2 separate regions of the Homo sapiens genome follow, and region 2 is linked to region 1. A link is an interaction called in ENCODE POLR2A ChIA-PET data of the cell type or tissue named here. Cell type or tissue: OCI-LY7. All regions are shown on one strand. Links, peaks and the distances in the headings refer to the core of each region. The heading gives the core; the rest is flanking DNA.

The links. Peaks named below come from ENCODE experiments on the same cell type or tissue, not always from the same donor. Only the 100,000 strongest peaks of a DNase experiment are listed, where the experiment ranks them.
Region 2: POLR2A ChIA-PET joins it to region 1 with 5 read pairs; 6 of 35 experiments call an interaction of 5 or more read pairs at or near these places.

What each region holds. Positions count from the first base shown.
Region 1 is chr5:97,003,090-97,019,702 of GRCh38, forward strand. LNPEP (leucyl and cystinyl aminopeptidase) reads left to right here. Exons shown (of 18, transcript NM_005575.3): 9 at 326-457; 10 at 2,984-3,144; 11 at 3,338-3,426; 12 at 10,559-10,742; 13 at 11,850-12,006. Among named protein-coding and RNA genes, the nearest start is that of LIX1-AS1, 62 kb to the right of the region's middle. In OCI-LY7, for the core only: no CTCF peak of the experiment used is centred there; DNase peaks (open chromatin) are centred at 5,594 and 6,562; H3K4me3 peaks cover 1,388 bases; H3K27ac peaks cover 3,100 bases.
Region 2 is chr5:97,106,937-97,123,549 of GRCh38, forward strand. LIX1 (limb and CNS expressed 1) reads right to left here. Exons shown (of 6, transcript NM_153234.5): 3 at 424-564. It overlaps LIX1-AS1 (LIX1 and RIOK2 antisense RNA 1), which reads left to right. Exons shown (of 8, transcript NR_187470.1): 8 at 6,770-7,479. Among named protein-coding and RNA genes, the nearest start is that of LIX1, 27 kb to the right of the region's middle. In OCI-LY7, for the core only: no CTCF peak of the experiment used is centred there; no DNase peak of the experiment used is centred there.

The DNA.
Region 1 (16,613 bases), core at 4,059-9,058:
TTAAAATGTTTTTATAAATACTTAGCTTTTCAACACTAACATTGAAACAGTGAGTATACCAATAGACCACACAGAATGACTCATGGTTAGAATAGTGCACATGGGAATCTACTCATTAATTCTTTTTCAAATCCTTTAAAATAATTTTAAGACAGTTGAACACAGTCCACATCTATATGAGACTAAGTAGCAGTATATTATAACTAAGTTCTACATATGAAAGTAAATTTTTAGAATGACTGTAGTTTGAATTTTAGATTCCCAATTCGATAATCTATAGTATTCTATTATTTTCTTTCTTTTTCCTCACTTTTTTTTTTAATAGGGATCTTCTCTCTTGTTGATGTTGAAAACTTACCTTAGTGAAGATGTGTTTCAACATGCTGTTGTCCTTTACCTGCATAATCACAGCTATGCATCTATTCAAAGTGATGATCTGTGGGATAGTTTTAATGAGGTAAGTGACCTGGGTAATTTATTTAGCTCTTACTGTAAAAAGAGAGGAGTTCGTCTATTTATACTTTTTAGCATGTGTGTAAGTTAATCTGTGGTACAAAGCATAGTTATTTAAGAAAGGGGGGGATGGAGCTTGCTATATAAATATTTATGAATGGAGCACTAAATTTTATGTCAAGAAATGGGAGTGCTGTTCTTAGTTGTTGGAAAAGACGTGTGTGGGCTTGGGTAGCCAGTTGTTTTTTTTTTTCCTGTACCTTAACTTCTATTCCTATTTTGTAGGAAAGTTGTCTTCTCCGTATTAATGAATATTACTATATTTTCATTATTTGACTTTTTTTCCAGAAATCTCTTTTCCTATCCTTACCCTTTTAGTTTTTCTGCCTCTTTTGAATGATTCTGTACTCTGCTCTATGAATCTCTTGCCTTTGTGACTGTTCCTCCAGAGTAGATGATACATCACAAGCTGACTGCATATTATCCTTGGATGATTTTGCTGTTGGAATTTTGTCATTCCTGGAAATATTCTAGCAAGCAGTGTAATTATGTAGAAGTTACACTTCAAAGCAGCACATGAACCCGGGCTGCTTCATGCATGTATACTGACTGCAAAACCCTTATAAGCATTTGTGTTTGTTACCCTGATTTAGATTGATGGGTCATAATACTTTGAAAGATCACAGATTTGACTGAGCGTGGTGGCTCACGCCTGTAATCCCAGCACTTTGGGAGGCCAAGGCAGGCAGATCATGAGATCAGGAGTTCGAGACCAGCCTGGCCAATATGGTGAAACCCCGTCTCCACTAAAAATACAAAAATTAGCCAACGTGGTGGCACATGCCTGTAGTCTCAGCTACTTGGGAGACTGAGGCAGGAGAATCATTTGAATCTGGTAAGCAGAGGTTGCAGTGAGCCGAGACTGTACCACTGCACTCCAGCCTGGGTGACAGAGCCAGACTCTGTCTCAAAAAAAAAAAAAAAGAAAGAAAGATCACAGACTTATTTGGAAATTTGATGAAAGTTCTGGCCATATTACTCAGAAAAACCACATATGTGCAGAACATCACACACAGTTTCAAAGTTTTATTGACTCTAGGTTAGGAACCCCTGCTCTGGATCTTTCTCATACACTCTTTACTGCTTCTTTGCCTCATCTGAATCCTGATACTTTCTAGCTGTTAGTCTTTTGCCCAGAAGATATACCTTCCCTACTCTCTGAATTCTCTTTGAGAACTTATTACCTAACAGTTGTTCCCAAATCATTGTTTTTTTCCTCTGATCATATAGTAGTATTTCAATTGAAAGCCACATTGTTTACTTTATACTTACTGTCTTAATCTGTTGGCATTTAGAACATATTTCTGCCTTTCTCATTGACTGCAACTTTTGCATCATGGTGTTTTTCCATCCCAAACTAGTTCCTAACATTATCCTCAGGTTTTTCAGCACCCACATCAAATTATGCATTGGCCTCTTCACTTCAATACTGCTTCGACACCCAAAAGCACCTTGGTTTTAGGCAAGCTTATTTTCTTCTAATCCTCTGGTTCAGAAATAAATAGGTCAGAGCCATGATAAATACAAGTTTAATTAAAATGGGAAGATTTGCTCCATCCTTTTGTGCTTTAAATAAATGGGCATATGGTGATTGAGGTGAGGCCTGCCATAGTAGAGTGATTTTATCAATTTAGGTACATCATGACTTTGTTGCTTACAATTCAAATTCATATATAATCTAGAAAAATAATTTGAATCCTGAGTTTAACCCACCTGCTTTAAAGAGACTGTTGTTCAAAAATTGCTTCTTAGTTATTGATACTAGATGTCTTAGGGGCTTTGGGCCTTAGAGGGTCTGCAAAGCTCTGACACTAGGTTCTAGATTTTATAGATAACTTCATATATTTTCTGGGAAAGAAGGGCTGTGACCACTAAAGTAGTTTACCACTGTTTTCTAGAAAGACTTAAGGCAACTGACCTGTTCATATGTCACTCTTCTGCTGCCGCTGCTCCCTGGCACTCCCACAGTATTAGGTCCTAAGAGACTATCATTGTGGAGGTGGAGGGTAGGAGCATAAAGAGAAACCCAGACTCAGGTGCTTCACAGGATTGAGTAGCAGTGTTTCTGATTCTAGACTGTATATCATTATTCATATCTTGTAGATGTTAGTATTGTGATTTGAAAGAATACTTATACCTTCTTAGGGATTTTAACTTGATGAATTTAGGGATTTTAATGAATTCTTAGTTGGTTGATATATGTGCCACTTCTCAACCTAGTGCCTCCCTCACTCCCTTAGCTATCACTTAGCTCTGTTCCAGGTTACATTCCTTTTAGCAGTTGCTCATTTACCTAGATTAGAAGTGTAAACTCAACATTCATGTTTCTTTTTTATATTAACATTAAATGTAGTCTTTATAGATGGTAGGAAAAGAGGGAAGGGTACAGATAAATTAAAATGTAAAATTTTTTAAACCAATTTTTATTTTTAAGGAAAAAGTTTTATATATATATATATATATTTTGTAGGTCACAAACCAAACACTAGATGTAAAGAGAATGATGAAAACCTGGACCCTGCAGAAAGGATTTCCTTTAGTGACTGTTCAAAAGAAAGGAAAGGAACTTTTTATACAACAAGAGAGATTCTTTTTAAATATGAAGCCTGAAATTCAGCCTTCAGATACAAGGTACATGCCCTCTTTCTTTTCATGCCATCTCTTTTGCACTCTCAGGTGGAAATATTTTTAAGTGTTTTATAATCATAAGTTCTTGTGAAACCTAACAAGATTATCCCTTCCTAGGAATAGCTTAACCTTCCTACCAAATTAAAAAAAAAAAAAAATCATATGTAACTAATTTTCCAATGTTTTCTCTTTACAGCTACCTGTGGCATATTCCACTATCCTATGTCACTGAAGGAAGAAATTATTCAAAATATCAATCGGTATCATTACTGGATAAGAAATCAGGTTTGACTATAATGACAGTTCTGATTGGAAATGGCATAATTTTAAAAATCTGATCAGAGTGCATATATAAGATTACACTTTCCAGTGTGCACACTCTCTGAACTGGTTTTATGAGTTGCATATGCAAGATGTGACTAATGTGAGATTGATTCTGTATATCATGCACAAAACTGGCTTTTAGCCATGTGAAATAAGGTACAAAAATTTGCAGAGAATGTACTGGCATTCCTGAAAGAAAATAGCGAATGCCATGTTTTTATACCCAAGATTAATATTTTGTTACAAAATAAGAGGAGTTTCTTAAAGTATCCTCTGCTATCTACTGTCTAGGGTTGGGCTGAGGCAACTGCATTTTAACAAGATACACCCTAAATGATTTGTGTGTATAATTGAGGTTTATTCATGATTGGATTTAGAGTAAATAGTTATTGCAATATGCCCTGCAGACATAGTATATGTTTTGGGGAACAAGAAAATGGGGCATGAAACTATGATAGGAAGGGGGAGGGGAATAGTAAAATATAAACGTGGTGTATGCTGACCTACAATATAAAAAGCAATTGAAATGTAATTTTGGGCCATTTGTTAAATACCACTATGAATGTCACACCACATATCTTCCTTTTAATTTACATCCTAAAGAAACACAAGGCTCTTGGGTTCTGTAGGACCCGTTAGTGATGCTTTGGATTGAAGAAAAGGGAAAATTTCTCGTTTGAATTTGGATCTGGTGTCAAAGCCTATATTTTTGAGGGGTGAGTGTAGCTTAGTGGTAAGAGAATGAGACTTTAGAGACTGCCGGGTTCAATTCTTAGCAGTACCATTGATCACTTATATGATTTTAGGCGAGTTATGTGAGCCTCATTCCCTCAGCTGTACAAAAGAGATAGTAATTATACTTACTTTATGTAGTTGTGGTGAGGATTAAATGAGTTCATTTATATGAAGCACCTAGAACAATGCCTGGCACATATTATGTGCTGTATTAATGTTAACTATCATTAACGTTATTGAAAAAGTAAATCTTTAATATATCTATATTACATAAAACCTTGAAAATGGAGAGCAAATCTTATTACCCTATCAAAACTATTCTTATGATTATTTGTTTATAGTCATTTTTAATAAATATTTGTACTTAGTCAAAATCATTATGTATATATGATTTCTGTATCTTGCCTTTTTTAACTTAACATATATAGTAATTGACTTAACCTACTTGATTCACCATTTGTTGTTATAAAATATTGCCTTAATTAAATATTTCAAATCTTAAAGGTTTTTCCATTATATGAAATTTTTTAAGGAATGCTTTTCAAAAATGAAGACTGCAGTACCTTTTGTGATTTGGTACATATAACCAAATCGCCCTTTTTATTGTGTAGTTACAGTTGATAATGCCACCTGAAATACATGAATGTGCCAGTTTCATTGCAGTTTTACCATAGTGGAGTGTTAAAGCAGCAACAATCTAATTATTTAAAATCCTAGTGGTAGTTGGTAATGTCATCATATCTTTGATAGCATAGCTGGAAGTACAAGGAATTGCTACTGTCTTTGAGTAAACAAAACTCTAACTTTGAATGAGCCGTAAAAGGATAGTCTCTAACCCAAGAGAGAACAAATAACCCCATCTCCCTATATCCTGAAGCACAGCTAAAACATGGCTGGAGTATTTGCAAGAAACTAATAAGGAAATTTTGCAAACTTTCTGATAGTATATTAATTTTCAGTGCTATTAGAAATAATTGGGCAATAAGAAATCTGCTTTTATTATCTGTTTTTTGTTTCATTGGTTGATTTTTTTGTTTGTTTTTTCTTGTTTTTTTTTTTTTTTTTTTTTTTTTTTTTTTGAGTTGGAGTCTTGCTCTGTTGCCCAGGCTGGAGTGCAGTGACAATATCATAGCCCACTGCAGCCTCAAACCCCTGGGTTCAAGCAATCCTCCTGCCTCAGCCTGCCAAGAAGTTAGGACCACAGGCATGTATCACCATGCTTGGCTTAATTTTTGTATTTTTTGTAGAGACAGGGCCTCACTATGTTGCCCAGGCTGGTCTCAAACCCCTGGCCTCAAGTGATCCTCCTGCTTTGGCTTCCCAAAGTGTTGGGATTACAGGCATGAGCCACCGCACCTGGCTCCTCTTTACTCTTTTTTTTTTTTTTTTTTTTGAGACAGAGTCTCGCTCTGTTGCCCAGGTGAGAGTGCAGTGGCGCGATCTCAGCTCACTGCAAGCTCCGCCTCCCGGGTTCACGTCATTCTCCTGCCTCAGCCTCCTGAGTAGCTGGGACTACAGGCGCCTGCCACCATGCCCGGCTAATTTTTTATATTTTTAGTAGAGACGGGGTTTCACCATGGTCTCGATCTCCTGACCTCGTGATCCGCCCACCTCGGCCTCCCAAAGTGCTGGGATTACAAGCGTGAGCCACTGTGCCCACCCTCCTCTTTACTCTTTACCTGAGTTTATTCTGAGCTTGTTGAGCTCTTTTTGAGAGTTTAACCCCATAGACTAGCTCATATTTTACTGCTTTAGCCTTCTAGGCCCTTACCTGGCATTCTGTGCTTTTGCCGCACAAAAATTCTATCAGCAACTCAAACATGCCATACTGCCTCTTTAGGTCTTTGCATATGCTATTTTCTCTCCTTAAGGAACACCCTTGCCTCCTCACTCCCTCGGCCTACTCCTGTTTATTCTTCAGATCTTAGCTCAGCCATTGCTTGCTCCAGGAAACCTTTCCTTCCCTGAAGACAGTTTAGATGCCCTACTTAGGTTTTTTAATAACATTCTCTACTTCTCCACTCATAATATACTGTAAGTACTGTTCACTCATATCTATCCTCATATTAGGTATTTCCCCCATTGACGGTAGTGATCATGGCTATATGAATCACTGTAAATCACTTTTAGCACTTAGTAGGCACACAAAAACTTAATGAATTAGTAAATTTTAGTCCATAATGAAGTGACTCCAGTCTCACTATAAAAATTTCTAGGAAAAGAACATGCAAAGCCTGATAAAATGATGTTTTCTTTTTCTCTTCCTCTTCTTAGTAAAGAGGAATATACAAAATTCACTAGAATATAATTGATTTAATCTAGAGCTGGAACTGGGCCAATACATGATGAAAGTAGTGTCTGTTACTTCCTCTTCTCAACTGTGTTATTTCCCTTGCTGCTGCTGCTGCTATTTTAATTCCTGCCATTTCGGGTTTAGAGAGTCCACATGAAAACTTCTGTCCTTACGTTTGACCCTGAGGACAGCTGAGCCTTCTTGGTTCCTAATGCTCCAGTGAGAATTACTCTTAATTTAACTGCATTTTTATTTTTTCTATTCTCAAAAGAAAGGTAGCAGAGAGGGTGACTTCAGGCTTCTTTTATGCTGTAATACTTTAGTATAGTGTATTATTTTGATGCTTGATGGTTGGTTAAATCTTTAATATATTTTCTTTCTTTTTTTAAATATATTTTCATGTGTTCTAATTCAAGGGTTGTTGGGTTAGTTCATTAGTTCAGTTGTATATAAGAGTTATGTTTGGTCAATGTATTTGTCTCCTTTTCTCACATACATGAGTTTTGAACAATTAGTATTTATTGTGCACAAGAAATGCTGATGGGGCCATTTTTCCAGTTTACATATTGAGGAATTATATTTTTTAAAGTTTCCCTCTTCCCTTTCTTCCTCCCTCTCTCTCTCTCTTTCTTATCCACATTTTACTCAGACCTAAGATCTTTAACTATAGGAGATTTTCGTATTAAATCTAATGCAAAACATTCATGTTTCCAAATGGATATCACTATCAGAAATACTGCTGTGAAAGTTAAAGATATGTCATTGGAAGAAAAGGTAATTAGGATGAAAGAAGGAAGGGCATATAGTAATTAAAATATTTATCATGTGCCATTCTCTGCTCTTGCCTTTTTTTCCCCTAATAAAGGAGAAAGAAAGGGGTATTAGAGAAGGGAATGCTTTTGAACAGGAGTGATAAAGTTCAATAGCATGTATGATGCTAGCCCTCTGGAGCAAACTGTACAGGAAATTTTGTAACTTTGTAGTAAAAACGGGTTTTTTAGTTTCAGAACTTTAGTTTTTTTGTAAAACAGTAGTTGATTTTCGTAGCTCATTGACAAATGGTTTTTAAAAATCACTGTTAGATTACTTCATCTGGGCTTCTGCCATTTAATATTGCAGTTGCTCACTCTTTTTTGCTACTCAATAGACTGAAAATTGAAGTGTTAATCTGTTGATGACTATAGTAAATTAAAAACATATGAGGGTAGCTTCATCCACGTTTGAGCTGTAGGATGTAGTTACTTCCCTTGTGTGCAAAGCTATTATTTTTCAATACCTGTGGTTTTAAGGTCCACCATTCTGGATCATTCAGAAGAACTGAAAGAGACTAATGATGTTGATTCTTTAAATGATAACTCTGTCTGTCTTTGTGCTGTTGGCTGTACTGCTTTATGTTGTGTCATCTCGATGACAGTAATAATTTCAAGTATATTCCCAGCTGTGTCCCTCCTCTTTACCATCTGGACTTGGCTAGGTTTACAACATGGCAAGCTGCTTATCAACCAAGGTATTCCGTATGTATTTCAATGTTTTCTGCATCCATCTAGTGGAACAATTGTCATAGCCATCATTTCTTGTCTCCTTTTATGGGCAAGGGAGACTTGGGTCTCTGTAGCCCTTCTTTCTGGGGTTGTTTCTTTTCTTTACGTTTGTTTTTATTAGAGACAGGGTCCTGCTCTGTCACCCAGGCTAAGGTACAGTGGCATGATCATAGCTCACTGCAGCCTTGACCTAGTGATAGTTGACCTCAAGTGATACTCCTACCTCAGCCTCCTGAGTAGCTGGGACTACAGACATGTGTCACCATGCGGGCTAATTTTTATTTTTTGTAAAGATGATGTCTCACTATGTTGTCCAGGCTGCTCTCAAACTCCTGGGCTCAAGTGATCCTCCTGCCTTGGTCTCTCAGAGTGCTGGGATTACAGGTGTGAGCTGCCATGCCCAGCCCTAGGGTTCTTTCTTGATAAAAGCTCCATAGGATATAGTGTTTGGTGACCTGGAGAGTGTTGATATTTTTGGATTAGCTAATGATAAAGTTAATTTCCTTAGTCATAGGTTTGCTAAAAATGGCTTCAACTTGGAGCAGCCACTGCTGCCATCACAAGTATCCCTTAAAACTGCATTCTGCCCTTGAAAAAGGAATAAACCTTATTTAACTGATCTTTCCCATCTGTTGCTGTATCAGCAATATAACAGAAATAAGTACGGAATTTTTTTAGTAAGAAAGACTGCTTAGCTTATTATGTCCTGTTAAGACATGATCAGAATGTCTTTTTCATCTTAAACATCTTTTGCAGTATCGATATAATTGGAATAACAAAGATATTAAGGGCATCTGACACATTTGAATAATTCATGTTTTTGAAATTGATAAATCCTAAGGTTTCAGGTACTAATATATAATCTTTAGTACCTAAGCTAAGGCTTCAGGTACTAATATATAATCTTTAGGTTGAAAACATATTTATAAAGCATTTTATATAAAAAACCTTCACTACAGAATTATAATGATAGTGAACATTTTAAAACAGCCTAAATTGTTCAAAATAGATTGGATAAACTTGAAATGAAATATTATGAAGATATTTGAACACTGCTTATGAAGACAATGGAAAAATGTGCGGGGGGATCTGATAGGTGAAAAAGGATAAAATAAATGCATATAGATCTGCTGTATAAAATATTAAAAACAAGTATAAGACAAAAACTTGGCAAGAAGTACATTCCAAAATGCTATCATCGTCTGAGTTTAGATTATTCTTATCTCTACTCTTCTTTTTCTTACAATTAAAAATTTTTTTAAGTATTTGTTACTTTAAAAGGGGGTAAAAATTATATAATAAATATCTACAAACCTTTGTCTACACTTGATTTAAAACTATTTATTGTGACATAGTCATTATTTATTCATTCACTGACTAATTCAGCAGTATTTGTTGAGTACCTGCTAGGTCATTGTTATAGGGGCTGAGGCGTTAGCAGTAAGCAAAATAGTAAGCTTATGTAGCTTATATTCTATTAAATAATAGTAAACCTCAAGATGCTTAGAAGCATACCCCATTATAATTAAGTCTACATCCTTGTTGCCAACTTTAAAAGACATTTCTTCATTAGCAGTTTTAAGGATTTTAAAAATTCATACATATATTTTGTGGTCAGTTAACTCTCAGCGCTTCATTATTGGTACATTAGTTGACATAATTCCATGGAAATTTCTAACAGTTCTCTCAGCATTTATAGTAGAGACCCCAGAAGTGCCTATCCTTTCCTATTGTTTTAACCCAATTATTTCTTATTTGTCCCTTATGCAATCTTAAGCCTTCCCTAATGTTTATTTTGCTAGCTTTAAATAATGTGACTTTTCTAAATGGCTTTGTTTGTTCTTCCTTTGCTAACATGACAAAAGACAGAGGCCAAAATGGGACACATTTTACACAGTTCTCTCACTGTCTTCCCCTGCTGCCTCATCCTACACCTTTACTTTCTCCCTCCCTCTTTCCTCTAGCCATAATGAACTTGGGAGCCAGTTCAGTGCATGGATAACATGTATACTTTCTCTCTGGGCCTTGAGCACTTGGGTTCCCTACTATATCTTCTTCACTTGGCCAACACCTACATATTTTGAGGTCTCTTAGAAGAATGACAACTTAGATGTCATTTCTTCCAAGAAATCGCTCCTAACTTTCCCTAGGAGAGGGAAGCATTTTTTCTATGTGCATTCGTTGAATGCTGTCTTTTCTTTTTCTGTCAATAGCGCTTGTATGATATTGTACTTGCCTGTTTACTTTAGACTGTGAGATCTCTAAAAGCAGAGACATATCTACCTTGTTCACCATTTGATTTCCAGCACCTAGCTTACAGCCAATATTGCACAGTAAATAAATAATTGTTAAATGAATGTCTTGACCTTCACTAACGTGAAAATAACTGTACTTGGAGACAGGCATTTTTTTCTTACTAGAATGATTAAATATAAAAATAAACTAAAAAACAAAGCACTCATAATTTTTTTTTCTTGTCCAATTGTCTTCTCTCTCAATCTCTCATTTTTTTGGTTTCCATTAGGTGTCATCAATCTTACAGAAGAAGTGCTGTGGGTCAAAGTGAATATAAACATGAATGGTTATTATATTGTACACTATGCAGATGATGATTGGGAAGCACTAATCCATCAGTTGAAAATAAATCCTTATGTTCTGAGTGACAAAGACCGAGCCAACCTTATCAACAACATCTTTGAACTTGCAGGGTAGAGTATACTTAGTTTGAGATTTTTTCTTTTTTTAAACAAATGTCATTGAGGTAAAGAACATATATGAAAAACAGTTTGAAAGAACTAGCATGTATTGGTTGGTACAATACATTTTGGAGGATTGGGAAAATATGTGTTCTTTGCCTCCAGGGACTTTATAAAACATTAGCTACGAACATACTGAACAGTTAAATGAAACAGGATTTAATAATAATTCAAGACTAGATATCAAAAACAGGATACATATTTTGTTGACTAAACTTGATACACGAGTTCAAGCTCTATTTTATTTTATAAGAGAATTATTTTCAAACAGCAGTTGGTTTAAGCATGAAGCTTAGTGCTTATGCATTGGTTTTGAGGGACATCTCTGATGGCTGGAGCCACCTTATCTGTACTGCTTGCCTCCCCAACCACCTCATGCATTATAGAATCCCAAAGCCAAGGATGACAGTGACCTCATGTAAACATATTCTCTGAATAGAATATTACCAATTTAGATTGATGATAGGCTTAAAAACACTGACGTGTTCCTTCTCATCTCCCTGGGCATTTCCATTTTGTCTCGTTTTTTATGAAGTGCCCTTCTTACGTCATCCTAGCCATTGCTGCTGTGATTCCTATAAAATGGTTAATTTTAAAAATGTACTCACTGTAAATTCACAATAGACCTTGTCATAACAAGTTTGAAAAACAAATTCCCATTAAACCAACAAATAAAATTAAAAAAAGAAATCAGATACTCTCTATGCTATACTCTCTTTCCTGGCAAATATAACTAATTAATAAATAAAATTAGTACTATTCATCTTTTCTAACCCAAGATATTATACTTTTGCTGAGTTAGTAGCAATTTACAGGAGACTTAGGAATAAAAAAAAATGAGCTATTGTTTATCTTTCTCTTGAAATGCCTCTTTAATCTTGGGCCTCATGAAATTAATCAGAGATAATCATATTTAGCTTAACTTTACAAAATGCCACTGTAAGTTTAAATTTTTGGTCTCCAAGACTCACCATCTAACCCTAAGTTTCTCTTTTAGCATGCATAGACTTCTTCTGTGTGTCTCTGCATATTTACTTTTCCTGTTCTTTTATCCTTTAGCCTAGGCAAGGTACCTCTCAAGAGGGCCTTTGATTTGATTAATTATCTTGGAAATGAGAACCATACTGCACCCATCACCGAAGCCCTGTTTCAGACAGACCTCATCTATAACCTCCTTGAAAAACTGGGATACATGGATCTGGCCTCAAGACTGGTGGTAAGTCTGCCTTTTTGCCAGCTTCTTGCTGTTTATCTTTAATATTGTTATTCATGGTTCCATTTTCAGCCAGTAATAGGCTGAAAAAGCAACCAGTTAAATTCCATTTTCTTCACTTTCCTGCTTGTGAAATCTTTACTTAAAATCAAGATGTTGCTTATGATGAAGAGCTGATAAAGGCTTAGTATGATATGGTCTTGTTTGAATATCAAAATACAGACATTTGACACCACTGTCAAAATGAGGTCACATGAGAATAATATTTCTCTATTCAGATCCTGTTTTATTTCTACATGATGAATGTTTGAAATAGGCCCTTTTGCAAAGTAGATCTCCCCATTAATTTTCTAGTGGTCATTATAAAATGACAGTTACGTTTGTATTGAGAATATTCTGTTTAAGGGTTCTTACTGATAACTATCTAAAGGATAATGATGCTGGTGGATATGTTTCTTTGCAAAGCACTAAAGGAGTCTTAGTATTAGAGACCATTTTACCTTTCTTAATATCAACTGCCTGATCTTAACAGTTGTTATTTTGGATACTTTTAATATTAAACTGTTGAGAGACTTTAAAAGCTTGGAAGAGAGTGAAAAATTATTTGTTTTTATCTAATTCTCTGAATCAGCGCATTTTGACAACAGAGTTTGCTTTATAAACTAGTGAGATTTCCCAGGGACCCAGGCAAAAGGCAGCTTTTAGGGAAAGGAAGGCAGTATTAGACCAAGAATTAGAATAAGTCTTTTGGGGTTTTGGTATTCTCATTGGTGAAAGGAAGGGGTTGGATTAAATCATTTTTTTAACATTTTTTTTATTATACTTTAAGTTCTAGGGTACATGTGCACAATGTGCAGGTTTGTTACATATGTACACAACCTTCTTTCTGCCTCTGTTACTGCCTTACCCTGCGTCTCCTATGAACAGTTCTCTCATCACCTGCATGATTCTCAGTGAATGGAGGGAACGCAGGGCAGAGTGGATGTATGGAGCTTGAAAAGCTTTTCTCCCCCAAAAGTTTCTGATCTGACCCCAAAGGAGTTACCCCATCCCTATCCATAAGCAAGATGCTTAAGTTAGATGATTTTCTGAGGTCTCTTCTAATGGTTAAGATTTTTATCATTTTCTATTTCATAAGGCTTTCAGCTAGCAGCCTTAATAAAAACCAGTGCCTGGAACATGACCTGGCCTGTAGTGACACTCAGTAAACGTTGAGTGAATAAATGATTGAAACACACCAGAAACAAGTGCATTTGAGTGCTTTTACACACCGTGCTTAGTGCTTAATGTAGATTACCTCATTTAATTATCACACAGTGCCAAGGTAGATATTTCTACCCCCATTAAATAAACGAGGAGACGGAATAGCTTCTTTAAAGTCACTTACCTAGTAAGTGATAAAGCTGAAATTCAAACCCAGATAAATTTCACTCCAAAGACTTCTGTTTCTGTTATATTGCTATTTGTAAAATCAATTTGTGTCCTAGCAACGTCGTCTTTCCAGGATACCTTTAGAAAAATTAAAGCTTTCTTCTTGTCATATTCTTTTGAAAAGCTTGCAGACCATATATTTAAGGTTTCAAGTGACTGGCCCACATCTAGTTGTTCTCCTAAAAATGAAATTGTCAACTTAAGAGATTTTTTTTATATCTAAAATGCTAATAATGACTTTTTAAAACAATATTTATGTGCCTTTCCAAGAAGTATGCAAATAGCTTACTCATCTCTTTAGGGCAAACTGGGAATCCAATATCGACTTTCTAGTGTTAGTGTAGTAAAGAGATTGGCCATTAGTTAACCAGTTCAGCTATTGTTGATAGACATTTGCGTTATTTGTAGTTTGGAGCTATCATGAATAGCACTGCTATGATGTCTTCGATGAATGTCTTTATGCATTTCTATGGGATATATGTCTGGAAATGGGATTATTGAGTCATAACACATGCATAGTTAATAGTGTACTATCAAATAGTTCTTCAAAGTTGTACCAATTTACACTTAGCAGTATATGAGAATTCTAGGTGCTCTAGATCTTTTCTGATGATTATCATTCACACTAAATCTTTTTTATTTTAGCCATGTGGATAGGTGCATAGTGGTACTGCAATTTTGACTTGAATTTACATTTTTCTACTGATGTGAAGATGATTTTCTTTTTGATATATGTATTGACCATTAGATGTTCTTTTGTAAAATGCCCATCTTTTGCTTATTTTTCTATTAAATCGTCTGCCTTTTTCTTGTTGATTTGTAAGAGTTCTGTATATATCCTAGATATGAATCTTTTGTTGGTCATGTATATTTGCAAATATCTTCTCCCACTCCATCTTGCTTTTTTTTACTCTCTTAATGATTTTTTATTAATATGAGTTTTAAATTTTAATGTAATCTAGCTTATGAAATCTTTTCCTACCCCTAGATATTCTCTGTTCTCTTCTGAAAACTTTATCATTTTATCCTTTACATTTAGATCTGTGATCCATCTGGAATTGATTTTTGTGGATGGTGTGAGGTAGACACCAAGATTCATTCTTTTCAGTATGGATATCCAGTTATCCCCAGGACCAGTATATTTTATTGCATAGAATTATGTTTGAGGTAATTAGTATGATATCAACACCATTTGGGGTAGTATATTAATTTTCTAGGGCTATTAAAACAAGTTATTGCAAACTTGATGTCTTAAAATAACAGAAATTTATTCTCTCATAGTTCTGGAAGCCAGAAGGCCAAAATCAAGGTATTGGCAGAGTAAGGTTTGCTCCTTCTGAGGAAGAATCTGTTCCATTCCCCTCTCCTAACTTCAAGTGATTGCCAGTAATCCTTGGTATTCCTGGGCATGTAGGTGACTAACCGTGGCCTTTGTCTCTGTCAACACAGTGTTCTCCCTGTGTTTCTGTGCCCAAATTGCCCCATTCTTAGATTAAGGCCCACCATAATCCAGTATGACCTCATCTTAACTTGATTGTACCTGCAAAGACCCTATTCCTAAATGAGGTCATATTCATAGGTCCCAGGCAGACACAAAATTTGAGGGGATACTATTCAACCTAGTACAGGTAGCAATAAATAAGATTAGTGCATATCACTCACTTTTTTTCACTATTAAAGGGCAATGTTAGTTCTGAATATACCCTGTGAGGAGGCAGAATATCTCCCGACTCTGAAGCTGCCCAGTTAAACTTCATAATGGCAGAAGTCAGTCTTCTGCTTGCCTCTCTGTTAACTCTGTTTATAGCTTAGTGCTCAAGAAGCACTTGATACTTACCTCTTCTTTGAACTGCATCTTCATCCCAGATGATTTCCAGCTTTCTGGGCAGATATGTGTTTATTAGGAACATACTTCAAGGAGGGATCTAGGGACTGATGGATAGAGAGGAAGGGCAGAAGACTTAGTATGTGTTTCCAAGATTGGACGCCCTTTTACTGCTGTGTGTCTTCACATGGTTAGCTAAAAGCCCAGTTAACTTTAGCTCACCAAGAGGGAGAATGTGTCACTTTAACATTCTTATTCTAATATTAGGGTGAAAATTCTGGTAGCATCAATACTCTCAAACTAGGAAATCTGACATTCTACAGTTAGGAATTGGGATAGGAGACATTTATGAATCCTTGGATATGACGTTCAAATGTATTACTGTCTAAGACTGATTTCTAATTAACTTCTATATCATTGGAACCAAAGCATTATGTACATTTATTGGTCATTTTGTTATGTAGGCTGCACATGACATATGCTGCATTTTGTGATGCTGTAGTGTTGTGATGGGTAGGGTCTGGAGGCACATTTCAATTGTGTTAAATTGTTCACATCTGATGTTAACATCTGATCCTAGCCATATTCCTGTTTTATCACTTACAAATCTGTCATTCTTTTACATATGAGGCATTGGTGGGATAAACCTTTTGCAATAAAAACTGACATTTCACTTTTAAGAAACTCAGTTGACCCAGGAAAGAACTCCCTGGGCATATCAGTGTAAAATTAAAGCAGTAAATCAAAATGTAATATACAACATAAGTGCTAGCATCTTTCCCTGTTTTATTTTTAAAATAATTTTATATTGTTGTTATTGCATTTTATTACAAATCCAGTGTTTGTAGCTTGTATAACCCATCAATTTATTTCCTCTCTCCACTTGCCATTTCACTTTGTAAAATCATAGAGTTGCATTCTATTGTTGAAAGAGCTTAAATTTCAAAAAAATTAATTTGGATCCTTAGAAAAACATTTCATTTTATTTCTAAAAGGGAAAGGTAATTTGAAGCACATGCTATGCCTCATTAATATTAATTAATATTAAAAATAAACCTGGATTACTTATAAAAATGATATTTTGTAACAGGATTTTTCTAATAATATAATTATTCTTTCTTAAAATGTTTTACTTTATTATGTTATAATTTGAAATACATTTAAACAACTATTTTGAGAACTTGCCTTAATGATTTCATATGGAGACTAACTAGTAAAATTGCTCCCTGTAATTCGGTGGTGTAACTGCTCAGGAATTAGCCACAGCCATCTTCAAGTGTCAGATTTCCTTTGCTTCCAGGACTTCAAGTGCCATTCTTTCCATTGCTGCCTTTGTGTTTTAGTAAACTCTCAA
Region 2 (16,613 bases), core at 5,701-10,700, 110 kb after region 1:
AATTCGCACTTCCAGTAAACACTTCAGATGATTTTCATGATCTTTCAAGTTCGGGGAAAATGGAGCTCGTTTTCCACTAGATTAAAGCAGTATTCCACTGTATGCGTTCTCAGGCCCTAAAAGAATCAACACTCCTCAATAAGTAAACATTCACTTAAACATATCCAGGTGGATCCAATGATCTACCTTGATTTAAAACATGATTAATTGTGATCAGAGAGATTAAAAAATATTATTGAGATGTGTGATATTATGATTTCCAATTTAAGTATTCTGTTTTCTGAAAATTAACAATTCAGTGGGTAAAAATTGAATCTACAGAATTCTTAAAATAAGAATTTGCTCATGTTAACATCTCTCAAGATTCAAATGCTTCAGAATTCTCAGTGCAGCCATCTCCTGCCCTCCATGGTGGGTACTCACGCTGGTGGAGGCTACTGCTTCCTGAACACTTTCCATAATGAATTCCTTGGTGATCCTGCGAGAGGGCAGCTCATTGAAGAGGGAGTTGATCAGGGCCACTTTAGCTGCATCCCGCCTGGCCTCGGCTCTACTTAAGCAGCACTTGAGAAGGGAGGGAGAAAAGGAGTCATTTGAGAATTTAGCATTTCACCATTCCACTCCTGCATCAATGGGTCTCTGGACATTTCTATTTATACATTTACTGTCCGCATCTATTCTGTTCATATACATTGCTAATTTCCCTGAAGGTCACGCAGATTTTCCTTCAGCTCTAGAGTTCGTGCAAATGTCTTGGTTGATCTTCAATTACTTATTGTCTTATTTTATAGTCATTGAATGTCTACTATATGTCAGAAGCTTTGCATACTCTATTAATGAGTAATGATAAATTAATAATGGCTATTATTGTGTGCTAGATAATTTATATTCATTATCAGGGCCTTCCTCAAATCCCTATTTCAGAAAAAAAATGTAAGGAAAGGAGAAAAGCAAGGAATCTGGAAATACTTGTAACAATAATTAAGAACACAAATTCTAGAGTCAGACTGCTTTCAGCTCTGGCATTTACTAACTATAAGACCTTGAGTAGGTTCATTAGTCTCTCTGCACCTCAATTTCCTCCTCTATAAAATGGGAATAATAGTAGGGTTGAGGTTAGGATCAATTGGTTAATATAGATGAAGCACTGGAAATACCTGGCACACAGTAGCACTTATGAGAACAGGCCAGCCAGACATTTTTATCTCCAGGTTAGTACAAGGGTGCTGCTGTCAATATCTATTGCTTTTGCATTTGCAACATTTGTCCCCCACCTTCCTTCTAGTAACAGTTCCCTGATTTTCTTGAGGACTAGGATTTCTCCCTTGGTCTCAATCCATGCGGTTTTGCTGGGACATACTGCATTCAAACCTTCTTGAAGTTAGGGCCATAGGCAGCCTATGATTAGTGACTCATAAAAAAAATTCACTCCTCTCAAATATAATATTGTGCTCCATCCTGCTAGACTGGCTTTCTGTGGCTCATATGGATCTGGTCGATGCATCCTGATTCTTTTCTGTCCTCCCTGCCTCTGAACAACTAACAACTCCCATTTTTCAAGTTCTGGTTTGGCATCGTTCCTGGGGTTGCAGATAGAGGGACAAGCCCCATAAGTACTGGACTGTCCCTGGAGCCCATACCTTTTGGAGAGCCCAGGAGTTGATGGCCTCTCTCCTACAGGCTCCTGTGAACCCAGGGATAAGTGTCTAGGATCTTGGACTCCTAGGGGGAAACAAGAGAAGTCCAGGCCTGGGTCCTGGTCAGTGGGGTGGCCGGGCACCCCTGACTGTGCTTCTTAGAAACCTGGACCACCTGAACTTTGGGAGCTAATCTTCTCATTGGACAAATAGGGAGGCTAGGCTGTCTGATCTCCAAGGCTCCTACTACCCAAAATGCATGATTCTCAGAATCAGTAGTTCTTGGTGATTGATGGGAAAGAAAAGGAAAAATAGCAAATACCACGCTTCATTTTACAGTTTCACAGAGCAAGGGTTCTGTGCCACCAAACAAAGAAAGCCAAATCCCTCTCATTTGCTTTCACAACATCCCCACCTCCATCCTATCTGCCCTCTGTTGACTATCTCTGCACTGTCCCGGGAACGCTCCAGACTTATGCTCTCGTGTCCTCTAGAGACCTGTCTCTCCTCCCCATCTCCACAAACCTAGTTGGAGTGCCCTGAAGCCAGTTTCCAAGTCCTCTGTGATTTTCCCTCAAACCTTCTAGAACAGTAGTGCCTATATATTGTAAAGACCGTGTCCTTGACTATGGGTAACTTCTTGCCCACCCCTTCTCCCAGCCTCCGGGCCTGGGAGGAGCCCTCATATACTTTTGTTTTTAAAGACTGATTCTCCTGTCACCCAGGCTGGAGTGCAGTGGTGCAATCTTAGCTCACTGCAACCTCCACTTCTTGGGCCCAAGCGATCCTCCCACCTCAGCCTCCTGAGTAGCTGGGTCTACAGGCACTTGGCACCATACCTGGCTAATTTTTGTATTTTTTGTAGAGACAGGGTCTCACTATATTGCCCAGGCTGGTCTCAAACTCCTGGGCTCAAGCGATCCACCTGCCTTGGCCTCCCAAAGTGCTGGGATTACAGGTGTGAGCCACTGGCCCCCTCATATATTTATTTCTTTTTTTATTTTATTTTTTATTTCAATAGTTTTTGGGATACAGGTGCTTTTAGGTTATGTGGATAAGTTCTTTTGCGGTGATTTCTGGGAATGCGGTGATTTCTGGGAATTTGGTGCACCTGTCACCAGAACAGTATACTCTGTATCCAATATGTAGTCTTTTATCCCTCACCCCCCTCCCAATCTTCTCCCCCAAGTGCCCAAAGTCCATTATATTATTCTTATGCCTTTGCATCCTCATAGCTTAGCTCCCACTTATATGTGAAAACACAATATTTGGTTTTCCATTCCTGAGTTACTCCACTTAGAATAATGGCCTCCAGCTCCACCCAAGTTGCTGCAAAAGACATTATTTTGTTCATTTATATGGCTAAGTAGTATTCCATGGTGTACCCCATCTTCCTTATTCGCTCATTGGTTGATAGGCACTTAGGTTGGTTCCATATTTTTGCAATTGCAAATTGTGCTGCTATAAACATGAGTGTGCACGTGTCTTTTTCATATAATGACATTTTTTTCTTTGGGTAAATTCCCAGTAGTGGAATTGCTGGATCAAATGGTAGTTCTACTATTAGTTCTTTAAGGACTCTCCATACTGTTTTTGTATATTACTTGAGCATCCTCCACTGGCTAAGCCAGGCTCAGCACTTGGAGATGCTTGTACATGGTGAGTGTGTTGATGAAATAATTACAAGACTTTTGAAATGGCAAGAACATGACACTGAGGAGAATTAAAACAAACACAAATTAAAAAATAACAAAAACCAACCAAACAAACAACATTTGCCAGGAGACTAACAAAGCAGAACAATTAAGGGCAGGCAGAAGAAGATATTATAACTTACAATAAAGAGTGATTTATTTATTTTATTTTTTTTAATTTTTTTTGTGAGATGGAGTTTCACTCTTGTTGCCCAGGCTGGAGTGCAATGGCGTGATCTTGGCTACCTACGCCTGCAACCTACGCCTCCTGGGTTCAAGCAAGTCTCCTGCCTCAGCCTCCCGAGTAGCTGGGATTATAGGCATGTGCCACTACGCCTGGCTGATTTTGTATGTTTAGTAGAGATGGGGTTTCTCCATGTTGGTCAGGCTGGTCTCGAACTCCCAACCTCAGGTGATCCGCCCGCCTTGGCCTCCCAAAGTGCTGAAATTGCAGGCATAAGCCACAGTGCTGGGCCCAAAGAGTGATTTTCTATATAGCTGTTGAATGAAGAATGGAGCTAAAGTTCCAAAATGAGTGTGGAAAGTAGTTTTTTTTTTCTTTTTTCTTGGTGTTGACACACAAGAAGGCTTTGGGGGAAGCTTTAGACAGCAAGGCCATTCAAGGTTTAGACCTCTTCTAAGTTTTAGGCAACTTGTATGAAACCAGAATGGGTTTGACAAGGTAGATTGGCTTTGTGTTATGGGCTTGGCTGAAAATTTATAGGACATTGAGTCACCAATCTTTCACTGAAGCTTGAGTGCCATCTCTTTTAGGAAGCTTTCCTTGACCACTCTCAAGTCTAGGCTTGGAGGACTACTGTCCAAGGGAGGCACTGACCACACTGCAGTGTAACTGTTTGCTAATGCTCTGCTCCCACCGTCTCCTGGCTGTGAGCTCCCTAAAGGCAGAGCCTATGACTTAGTTGTCTCCCGCCTCCTGTGACCTAGTTTGCTGAATAAGCAACAATACAGCCTAGGAAACTAAAAAACAAGTCACTGAAGCACTAGACATAATGTTCAAGAGATCCTCGTAAAGAAAAGAATGAAAGATATATACTTTTTATTTTTTTTAAATGAGCGCAATTTCAATAAACCGTCTATGGTATGTGTAACTTAGTCATATAAAAATATATTAATGAATTTCAGATGGATAATTGGTCATTGCAGTCAGACACTTTGAGATGACCATTTTTGCCTGAGCGTAGGGTATGTTTATTATTCTTTGGAAAATCAGTTCCCCATTAAAAAGCAAACAACGTTTTTGCAAGTATTACCTGACATCTGTAGGAACAGCTCATTTTAATAGGAATTTAGCTTTACAAAATCTATCATAGAGCTGTTGGAGTTTTAGAATTTAGAGAATTAGATTCAGATCCAGGCACTCTTCAGAAACAACTTCTATCTAAATAATAGCAATTTAAACCATCTTTTATGGAGAGAGAGACCTAGTAAACACTAGTTAGATAAAAGAAGCTATCTATTTTAAATAAGACCAGTTAAGTACTAGATCAAAAGCACCACATACGTTTACAACCAAATGGCACTGCTCGGGAGATCAAAGTGCAGCCCGGCTGAGAGAACAGAAAGAGCCTTTACCCAGAAAGCATGAAAAAGGACTACAGAGACCTAACCAATACCAAGATTTTAAAGCAGACACATGTCTATGCTCATTTTATTATTTCAATGTACAGAATCTTTGCTTAAAACGGGGGAGAAAGTGTTCCAATTAATAAGTACATAAAATAAAATAAATTCTGAGCCATCAAAGGGCTTTTCTTGCTATTGTTCTTGGCATTTCTGAAAGACAAGTACTTCAAAATGTCTATAATGTTAACCAGCCGCTTTCTTCTAAATTCTAGAACTACAAATCTCAGCCAGTAAGGGCTGCATATTTTTCTCTAGGGATCTTTTAATGGGACCTCTCAGCCCATAAGAATCTTTACTGGGGGAAGAAATTTAGCCAAACGGCAATCTGCTTGGTTGCAATCTAAATCAGAATGTGAATGTTGCTGTAAGAACAGGCACTGTTAAAGTTACTATCAAACAGTGGGAAACACTGTAAGAAAATAAAATATGGTAAGTGACAGGACATTTTATGGATGTGTCCAAACCAGTCGTCAAAGACATCGGTTGGGGAGCGAGTGAAGTATGATGTTATTTCAAAGTAACTTCCTGCTAGAGTTAGACTTCCCAGGTTATACAGTTCATTCTTGCTATTTTTTAGCCAGGCCCTAATCATAAATATAGATTTGTAAACCGTGTCTTTTCTGTTAACCATTCTTACTTGTTAATATAGAAGGACAACTTCTGTCCTTTGCACTTTGCGAAAGTGCAGAGCTGGGATATTTAAGTCAAGATTTTACTAAAGTCAGCTGTGAATTTCTCAGGCATGTGGAGCCACATGCTTTCCGAGTGGCCAGCAGACCTCATTCAGACATTTATTTTGATGTTCAGATGCCTTTCATTTGCTGGTAGATTATAAACCACTATAATCATTTCAAAGCCTCCTGGCTCTGATCTAAAATTAAAGTAAAAAAAAAAAAAAAAAAAAGAGTGACTGTGGCATTGCTCAGGAAAGCTATTCAAAGGCAGTGGTAGCCAGTTTGTAAGATTCCCCAGTGACCCCTGCCCCGTGGCATTCACACCCTTGTGTAGTCCTCCCCTGCACTGCACCAGAGTTCGTTTGTGTAACCAATAGAATATGGTAGAAGTGATGGCAAATCCCTTCCCATATTAGGTTATAAAAGACACTATGACTTCCGTCTTGGTCTCACTTGCCATCTCTTTATAAGAGAAGAGAAGTGGAACCAAGAGGAAAAGTCACTGCCTTGGGGAAAGTCACTGCCATGTTATGAGCAGTCCCAAGGAAAGGCATACATGGCAGATAACTAAAGCCTTCTGCCAGCAGCCATCTGAGTGAGATGGGAAGCTGATCCTCCAGCCCTGATCAAGCCTTCAAATGACTGCACCTCCAGCTGACAGATTACCAAAAGCAACCTCCTTCCAGAAGACCTTGAGCCAAAACCACTCAGCTAAGCTACTTCCAGATCCCTGATCCTCGGAAACTGTGCGAGACAATAAATGTTTGTAAGTTTTCAGGCTATTTCTTATGCAGCAATAGGTAACTAATACAAAGGCTTTGCTCACCACAGGTAATTAAGAAGTCTCAATGAAATAATCCACATTGCTGGCACTATGTGCTTGGTACTATGCTGAGCACTTTATGTTTATTATCACATTTTGTTACCACAACAATCCTATAAAGTTGGTTTTGTTATTATCCTTATTTTGCAGGTGAGGAAATAGAGGCCTAAAGAGGTTATACATCCCAAGGTCATGCACCTTAAGATGTGAACAAAACAAGATTTGTTTTGTTCTCTGGTCTGTCTGACTTGGGAGTCCAGATTTTTAACCACTTTGCTATTTTGCTCTTCACAGAAATGGCCACCCACTTTGGAATAAAGAGGACATATAATTTGCCTAAGGTCACATAGCACTCTCTAAATCAGTACAGTATTTTAGACAAAGCTTCAACTTTGCACTTTTATGGGTCATTTTGATATAAGACTACAAGGATATCTCCTCCCATGACAAACTTGACTTCATTTACAACAAAAGGCCAAGCAAGATACAGTACACTGTGGGGATAAATGGTACTCACTGAGGACAGGAATATGCTGACATTATCTCAATTTCCTCCTCCCTCCTGTTGTTCTCCTTTGGATGCTTTCCTGGACTATAGGGAGAAGGAAAATAGAGAAAGGCCAACTGCGACTAGGCCAGAGATCAGATGTTACCTTGTAGGAAGCATCTCATTCTAACCTTAAGTACTCTCTTGATGAAGTACGGGGCCAAGAGATTTTGGAATTCTACCACACAAGGTTGCTCAGCATTCCAAGAAGTATTGATAACTCTTCAAGAGCAAAAGTCATTTAAATTAAACTTCTCTGGCCGGGCATGGTAGCTCATATCTGTAAACCCAGCACTTTGGGAGGCTGAGGCTGGAAGATCACTTGAACTTAGGAGTTTGAGACCAACCTGGACAATGTAGCAAGACCTGGTCTGTACTAAAATTCAAAAACTAAATAAATAAAACAAAAAATAAACTTCCCTCGCTCTGATGAATAAAAAATTTCCCCCAAGACTAACTCATTTTGGCCCTGTATTTTATCATAGATTAAGATGACCAACAAGTCACCAGGACCCTATAGGGTACACTATAAAGATTGCTGCCAAGCCTAGGCCGGGAGTTTGGACCAATAGTTCAAAAACTTTAGTGTTCATAGTACAGTTACCCAGGAACTTGTTAAACATGTGTATTCCTGCGCCCAAAGCTGACCTACTGAATCCGAATCTCTTCAGCTATATGATGGTGGGGTCTGCATATAATAAGATTTGCGGGTGATTCTGACATGTGGACCCAGGACAACTCTTAGAGGAGTGTTGCTGAAACCTCTGCCCCTGCCATGTCTCATTTCCAACAGGCAGGAGCAGAACCAAGTTTTGTGGGGCCTGAGGCTTACACAATTTGGGGGCCCTTGTTTAAGAAAAACAATATGAAATTACAAATAAAAAGATTGGCGTTGTGATTTACAAAGAGCCTCTGCAGAAGCTTCATTGTCTTCATTGTAAAGCCACTTCTGCTAACATCAGAAATGCTGATTTCTCATTAGAGAAACTGCTTCTACCCAAGAGTCAAGGAAAGTAGCATTCAGGTTTAAAAAAAGTCCTTTATGATAGTTCTTCTACAATTAGATCCTTAGGAAGTACATAGCACTACTGACTTAACTAACTGAGGTCTCAATTTCACTTCTCTGCTTAACAGTTTTTATTTCTTCTATGATTATTTTCCAGGGTGTCACACTATGTAATGTTGAGATTTAACCAAGATTAATTTGTTGACCAGTAGGCTGTCCTGAAATAAAATAATGACTAGTTAACTATTTAGCATTAACTGAAGTTCTTATATTAATTGAAATAAAATTTTGGTAATCATGTATGTGTTATAAATAGAAATTCCTAATAAGAAATTAGTTTTTTTATTACTTATTTGTGAAATACTTTAAAACTATCTGTAGGTGTCTTACTGATTATAGAACCATCTTCTGGCCAAGCTGAAGCAATTTAGACATGAAACAGTAACTTTCCTGGTAGCCCTCATTTGATTAATGATTGTTTTCCATGCTTTGTATTAGAAAATAGGCAGGATACATGTGTTGAGTAGTTGTTTCTACATCCCAAGGTTTTACTGTACTTACATCCCAACTACAGTGCTTTCTTTAGGAATGCATATGGAAGGACATTGATACAAGTAACTTTCTATCTTAAACAACAGACTTTCTACAGTTATTCACACATGTGTTTTAAAGACATCAGGAGAAAAATGGTCTCCAGATCTAAAATGTATAAAACACATTTTAGGCACCTTTTCACTGGTGCCTCCCAATGGTAGCCAAGGAGTTGAAACACAGTCTGTAAGAAGCAGGATTAAAAAAAAAAAAAAAGAACAGTAATGTAATAGCTAATGTGACAGATTGTATCTATTTGCAGATTCAAAGCTGAAGATGCCATCTTCTCTGGGGTCAAGGGCAGGTCAGTGTTATTTAGGTGGCATTTATTCAATAGCACATGGTACCCAAGGGGTTTTCCAAAGCTGGGACTTTGCAGGTGGCAAAACCAAATAAATTGACTCTGTGAGAAGTGAGAATTCCTGCCCAAATCCTATCGGCTGTTAGGTCTGTCATTCAGGTGCTTGGGAACATTTTGCTTTTGTGACTTGGAGTCCGACTTTTAGCAAGTGACTTGCGGAGTTTGTGCGTACTGCCTGACAGCTCTGGTCAGTGTCACCAACACCTCGGTTTCATCCTGACAGCAAGCCTTCACGAAGAATGCCACAAACCAGACCCTGTTGCTAACGGAACCCCTTTCAGTGCTTTAAAACCTTGACTACCCTGACCGAAGCATGAACATTTGCATGTGTTCCAATTTATCTAATTGTGGATATATTAACATTTTTTCTCCTTCCAGATGGTGATGTGAAAAAGGGCAACCGTTGGAACTCAGTCACCCAAGTTAATATCGTGTCTATCCATAGGTCAGGGTGGCTGCAAATATGTTGGGAACAATTTAGAGCTCTGTGTGTGCTGGGGATGGGGGTCTTAGCTAGGTGTGGGGGAGGGGACTGCTCTGGGAGTCCAATTTTCAGAGAAAACTCACCAGTTCCTGTCAACTGAAAGAAATGTTTCATGCACATGGTGGGTCAGAATGTTATTTTTATAATATAAACCACCTGGCCTTCTCCTCGTTTACCTCTGCCGCAATGCTATTCTACACACATACCTAGACCAAGGTCCCTGGTAGCTATTACAAGCCTGTGTTGTGCTTTGCTCCTTGAGGTTTTATTCCTTTTCTTTTCTTTTTTCTTTTATTCTTTTTCTTTTTTTCAAGTTAAGGTGTAGACAAGACGAATTGATCAGGGCTCAAGATTTGGGTTTATTTTTATAGTTGCTTTGATGTGAAAGGAGTTGGGATGGGGGAGTTAGGGAGAGATGGAGTCAGGCTTTCTTCCCCACTCAGCAACTCACTGAGCTGGTGAGCATCTTTCTAAAGTTTATGAACTAGGGGCTGGGAGACTCCTGTGGAGATAGTCTGAAGTCTTTATTTACCATGGGGCCTTTCCTAATCATTTCTTTCACTACATTCTATATTTGGAGGTCAAGAATTTCTATTCACTTTGTTTAATAAAAAAAGAAACAGATTAAAGTTAGGGAAGGAGGCTGGGGAATAAATAAAGGGTCTCATTAAAGCAATATGCACTCCCAATTTCATGGGCAAGTCATTAAGATCTGATAATTAGCTGACATATGACTTTCGAATGGTTATAACTAACCTTCCCGTCTTTGAGTCTCATTAGTTATAAAACAGGATGCTTTCCTGTGGAGATTTCCACCAGGAAATACCTCCTTTAGAAGTTAAGTTACATTGCATAGCATGTCGTCCATCTGAGTCAAGGTATACCACCCTAGAGGCAGAGAAGAGGTCATGGATAATTTCAAATAGAAATACTAGGCATTAAAACAGCATTAGTGCTGGGCAATAGTCTCAAGTTTATAGCAGGAACTAAATCCCTATTTGGGATGTGGAATGTCAAGGCCAGGCCTTATTTAACGCTCAGCAAAAAGAGCATTACAATTCCATTGAGTCAAGTGTATGAATTAATCAGATTTTCTTAGTCATTCTCTACTGGGAAAAACTTAATTTTATAAACTTAGTTTATTGTGATTTAAATGTACTTTTAATTCCATGGACTTTGAGAAGACTCATTTAACGCATGGAAGTATAAAACGCGTTTTTATGTCTGGTAATGCAGATTAAGTTTGCTTACTGCCTTAAGTAACTAAAATAAAACAAAATTAAAATACTCCTCACCTTGTTTAAGGCTGTATGCTCCTTGGAAAAATAGTTTTTCTAGATATCAGCATAGGCAATAGCTTTGGTTTGAAAACCAGATTGGCATAAAAATCAAAACCCATCAAATGAATTCATTGCCTTTTAGAGACAGAGCTTGGCAAGGAGCTCATCTGCACTGTGTGCCACCCCGCATCTCACTACTCTGCAGCCCTGTTTTGCAACACCAAACATTGGTTACAAATGGAAAAAAAAAAAAAAAGGTCAATCAACAGTTTGCCTATGGAAGAATTGATTGTCTCAACCTCATAGAGTGCTTGGCACTATTCAACTAGCCTAAGTACCAGAACCCAGTGTTTAACACCTGTACTTATTTTCTGGGAAGCCATTTTAACAACAAAATACTTATGTGAAAAAGATATAATGCCCCGATGAGTGAGTGTCTCACATTCCAAATAGATCGAGCTATCACATTAATATTTTTGTCAGGAGGCATTTTTCATTCAATCATAATTCATGCACATAAATAATCACATGCTCTAGTACTATATTCGAGGAAATTTTTCCTTTTTAGTCAAAATAAGAATGAAATGCATTAATTCAAGTCATTCCAGCAGGCTATATGTGGAAGACCACGTCACTGACTTGAAAGCAAAACTTGAATCACAAACCCTTTAAATCAAAATATAAAATAAGATAAAATACTCAAGTTCCCTTTTGGATTTGGAAGCAAAAACAGCTGCTGCAACAATGAGTGGCTTTCCTTCTGAGTTCATCAAGAGGGGAGCCAGACGTGGATCTGATGGCCCTTGTATTGCTCTATTGTAAAAAAATGGAAATTACTGCAAGTTTTCATGGTCATGATATGTGGCTAGGGAAGGATTAACTGCCTAGACAAAAGTGGCATGAAGAAAATATGTCTAAAATACATGAAATACTTAATGCTTGTAATGTTAGAAAATTATTTCTTTTATAAAAGATCCAATAAGTACTAATGTGTTTCAATACAACTTTCTGAAAAAAAAATTTTTAATCAGTAGATTATTTTATTTATTTTTTAGAAATGCAGAAATAAAATTATATTTTCACTTCTCTTTTTCTATCCTGTAGTAACTTATGAAGGCCTGGTCTAAAGGCAGGGCTATGGCTGCTTTCTCTCTCTCTCTCTCTTTCATTCTCTCTCTGTTTCTGTTTTTTGTAGGTTGTGGTGTCAAGGCTAACTGAAAATTCTTTAATTAGCTTTCATGGACACAGCTTCCCATTTACTTCAGTGAGAGGCTTCTCTGCATAAAAACCAGTGGTTTGTATCCATCAGAGTCTTTGACTGGACTGCTTTCCTTTGATTAATCAGAAAACTAAAGTTCAGTCTGAATACTACTTTCCTAAAGAATGAATGAGCATAATCTCTTACAGCTTTCATGAAACTGCCTGAAACCAGAGGGATTAGTCCCACAATCCAGTCCCATACTCCACTTCAAGTATTTTCAATTACTTGGCACCATTGGTGGTGACGTCCATGGCTCAGTAAGAAGGCTACTGCTGGCATAATGGTTTCTCCATGTTTCAGCACATGGTCTTGGCATTAATAATCCATCGTGAAATGATTTGTAATGCACAGGGGTGACATTTGATTATGTGAAAGGCATTGCAGGAATGAGCATGTAGGCTCTTATAGTCCAACTGCTGGCAAAAACATGATGAAATGTTATATGGTGAAAATAGCATTTAAGATGGTTTCTGAACTGACAAAGAAAAGTGTAAGCACATTGCTTTAGGAGAAATGTTCTTTCATTTTTCCCCCTGGTTTTCCTTCTCAAGTCATATTTTGGAGGGCCAAATGGGTGAAGGGGCCAGATTTGGCAGCCAACCACCCAAACACATTTTCAAAACATACTTGATTCAGGAAATTCTGGATCTTTTTAAGCAAAGATGTTAACAGTCCTCCTGAGAGCCTTAAAATATGATGATTTAAACATAAAGAAAAGGGGACCCTAAAATGATCAGAGAAATCAGCAAGAGGCCTCCCTGCTGAAGTTTTCAGTTTTTCATTTTGTTTCCTATTTCTTTTCTTTTTTTTTTAAGACCACAGGAGGATGTTGAATTTATTACCTAAGGGAAGAGCTATCATTTTGGGTCAAAATTTATGAGATGATAGGAAAATTTATACTTCTCCGGGTAGCAAAAACAAAAACAAAAACAATAACACTAGAATTTCTTACACTCATATCTTCTAGATCCATTCACCAATCTGTCAAATGCATTATATTCTAGATAGAGTATAATGAATGTATGAACAAATATAATGCATGCCTGGGTGTGAGTACTGCCAGATCTTGGTTATTTATGGTCCTAAGAGTCGGGTGGGGAAAAAGTTGCTATGCATAAATTAAATCCAGAGAGAATCATAAGATATTTTTAATCAATACTTTTAAATTCATCCATTTTCAAAACTTTAACCACAGATATGAACAAAATAATATCAGCTGATTTTACTGTTACTGACTTTTCCTTCCTAGCCCACTATCTTGCAGATTTAGGTGAATGATCTTAGCTGACTATTGGTTACATACAAGAATGGACAAACATTAACTTCATTTATTCTTTGGATTTGTTATTCATTCATTTGGCTATTCACTTAACACAATTTATTAGGCACTTTATGCACTGTATGCGAAACACAGTGCTTGAGGTCATGGGGAACATAAGGATACACACCCCATCCCTGGAACTTACATTTCAGTAAAGGGAAAGAACATGCACATAGACAACTGGAGCATACGGTAGAAAACATTAAGCCTAGTAGAGAAACAGAGAACACTGCTTTGGGAAATCACAGGAGGTAGGGAGTTCCATCAGGGAGATTCAGAGAAAACTTTTTGTGGAGTCCTGGAAGATGGTCAGGGTTTAGACATGAAGAGAAGGTGGCAATAGCATTTCCTAAGTAGATCTCAATGTGAGTATGGGAATGGTTAGAAGAGGTCAAGACATGCATGAGGAACAGTTAGGTAGAAGCATTAAGTGTCAGAAGAGGAAATCGGGGAGATAAAACTGGAAGGGAAAGTTGGACCAGCTGTAGAATCTTTATTGCCAGAGTAAGGAATGTATGCTTTAATAAGAAAGTAACAGGGAGCCATTGAAGCCCCCCTTTTTACTTTCTATTTTGAAATAAATGCTACGCTTATATAAGAGTTGCAAAGATTGTAAAGAGTTCCCAGAAAGTAGTCCATATCATCTAAGTTTTCATGTTTCAATGAATAATGATTTATATAGTATTCTTATATTACACTCCTATGATTATATCCTCTCTTTAATGCTTAGTGTGGTGTGTCTTTTTTCCTTAATCGGAAATGCCAAAGATCTGTCTTTCTTATTTGTCTTTTCAAAGAAATAGTTTTTGATTTTGTTAACCAAGTTTGCCAGTTTTTGTCCCATTTCAGGGAGCTAATGCCCCCTGAAGTTTCCCTAAAGCTACGTATATGTTCAATCTAATTTTAAAAACAGATAGTGTACATATGCAGTATCAAAAAAGTCCCTTGATCTACCTTTAAGCAGAATGCTGTCTCTAAGTCCCACATAACCACAGAGCTGTGCTTTTCTTTTGTTATGATTCTGCTTGGAATATGTTGGGCCATTTCCATTTGACAACCTATGCTTTTCTTTAACTCAAAGAAAATTGCCTCTGTTATTTATTTCCTCCCCTCTATTTCCTTTGTCTCTTTCTAGAGCTCTTACTAAATTGATGTTTACCTCCAAAATTTATCTGCATGTCTCCTGTACTGTCTTCCATCTCTGTCTTTTTGCTCTAAGTTCTAGAAGACTTTACTTAGTTATTCCTTACTAATTTGGCTGTCTATGTCTGCTACTCTATTTGCTCCTCTTAATTCTTTATACTTATTGTTCTAATTTGGCCATCATATTTCATTTTCTTGCTCCCTGCTTGCTCCATTTTAATAGCTGTTTTAGAGAGAAATATCCTTTCAAAATTTTCTGAGGATATTAACTTAATACTCTTTTACATTCTGTGCTGCTTGAATTGTTTTGTTCTTTTGTTTGCTTGCCTTTGGTCTTTTATGCATTTGGTTTTCCTTAAATGTTTGGTGATCTTAAGTTCATTGACATAGATGGACAAACAAGTACATTAGTTTAGATGGCTGACAAAACCTTCCTCTATGCTTGAGAATGTCTGTTTCCCTAGAGGGGCTCCCCTGAATGAGAGGACAGCTGGGTGCTTCGTATTGAATGGGGTGTATTGACAGGCAGACTTCACCTTAGGATGCTCAATAATGGACCTGCAGGCACAAGTGGGTTGGAGAGCCTCTTCCTCAATGGCTGCCTTTCTTTCCCCTTCGCTGCCTCTCATCCGTGTCTTTGGTGTCCACGGTTACATCAAGCTCTGTTCTGAGGCTTCTATACCCACATTCAAATCATCCTCCTCAGTCAATTCACTTTCATTTACCAGTGGTAAAAACACACTGCTGACTACTGTTCGGAGTGGGGAAGGCAACACCTCACTGGCTGGATGGGTCAGAAGTTTTGAAAGCAGTTTTTGATTAGCCTTAAAATTACCCCAGGACTGCATTCTGCTCTTTGCATTTGTTCATGTGAACCTGGAGTTTCTCTAGCTCTTCTTTACTTTCACAGTACGTTTCTCCTATATATATTTAGACTGTGGCATCTTTGCCCCTAATAATTTGATTCTACTCTCGTCTCCCGGAATTGCCTCAAAGTTCATCTCTTCCAATGGCACCCTTTCTTCTTGCCTAGCACTATTGTGAATTTACTTATTTTAAAACATGTCTTTGACATTTTAGGGAATTTCAGACTAGAAAAGAGTTTGAAGAATGTGCTAAGTCCACTCCATCTTGATTCAATCTTGAGACTTTTTTAATTTTTATTTTATATTCTAAGAGTTCATCTTGTTGATTCTGGCCCATCTTTGCAGGCTATTTGAGAACTGTCTGAATATTCAGTGGCTCAGTTTTAGTTGTCCTTCCCAGCTTTAATTATGGCTTAGATGTCTGGAAGCCACTGATGCCAGTTTGACCAGAACATGTTTTGTCTCCAACTCCCCGCTGGACAATAGGCAATGTGGTCCTATTTTCACAAGCAGTGCTGACCACCAGAGTAGGAAGGAGCCCTCTAAATCCTTACTGAAGGACACTATCTCTACTTCTAAACCCCTATTTTACTCTAACAACTGTAATCTACTGTAATCTAATTTGTATCCCATTTTCTCCATTGACATTACTTTTCGGAAGGTTAATAAGGATTTCACATTCATCACAGTCAGTGGAAACATCTCATTGGACATCTGTCCTGTGGCTGACCGCTGCTCACTTCACCCTCAGTCTCAAGATGTCACATCTCTCGGTTTCCATAAATCCCCTCTTCTGGTTCTTTGTCTCTTTCTGGGCAATGGGCTTTTTAGAGAAATCTTTCTTCTTTTATTTCCCCCACTAAAACTGTTCCTAAGAGCATTCCTTGATCATCTTCTCACACCACACATCCTCACTTGGCAGTGGTACCTGTAGCTGTGGCTTCCGCTTAGAAATGTAGAAGTTCAACCCATATCTCTTCCTTGAGCTTCAGATCTTACTTTTTTTTTGGATAGGGGAGGGCGATTGCTGTTCTCTGTTTGGCTTCCAGGTACTTCATACTTTCTTCGTCCTCACCTTTCACATACCCGCTCCACTTCCTCCTGTGTTTCCCACCCAGTGGCCAAAGCCAGGGCTGACCACTGGTAAAGGTGAAGGTGAAGAGACTTCATTAGGCATGAAAGTATCTTCCCAACTTTCATTCCTAGTGAAGTCCCTTCACCTTTAGCTCCTGAACATACTGTGTTTGCAGCTTGTCTCCATGGGCACTCATCACTTTC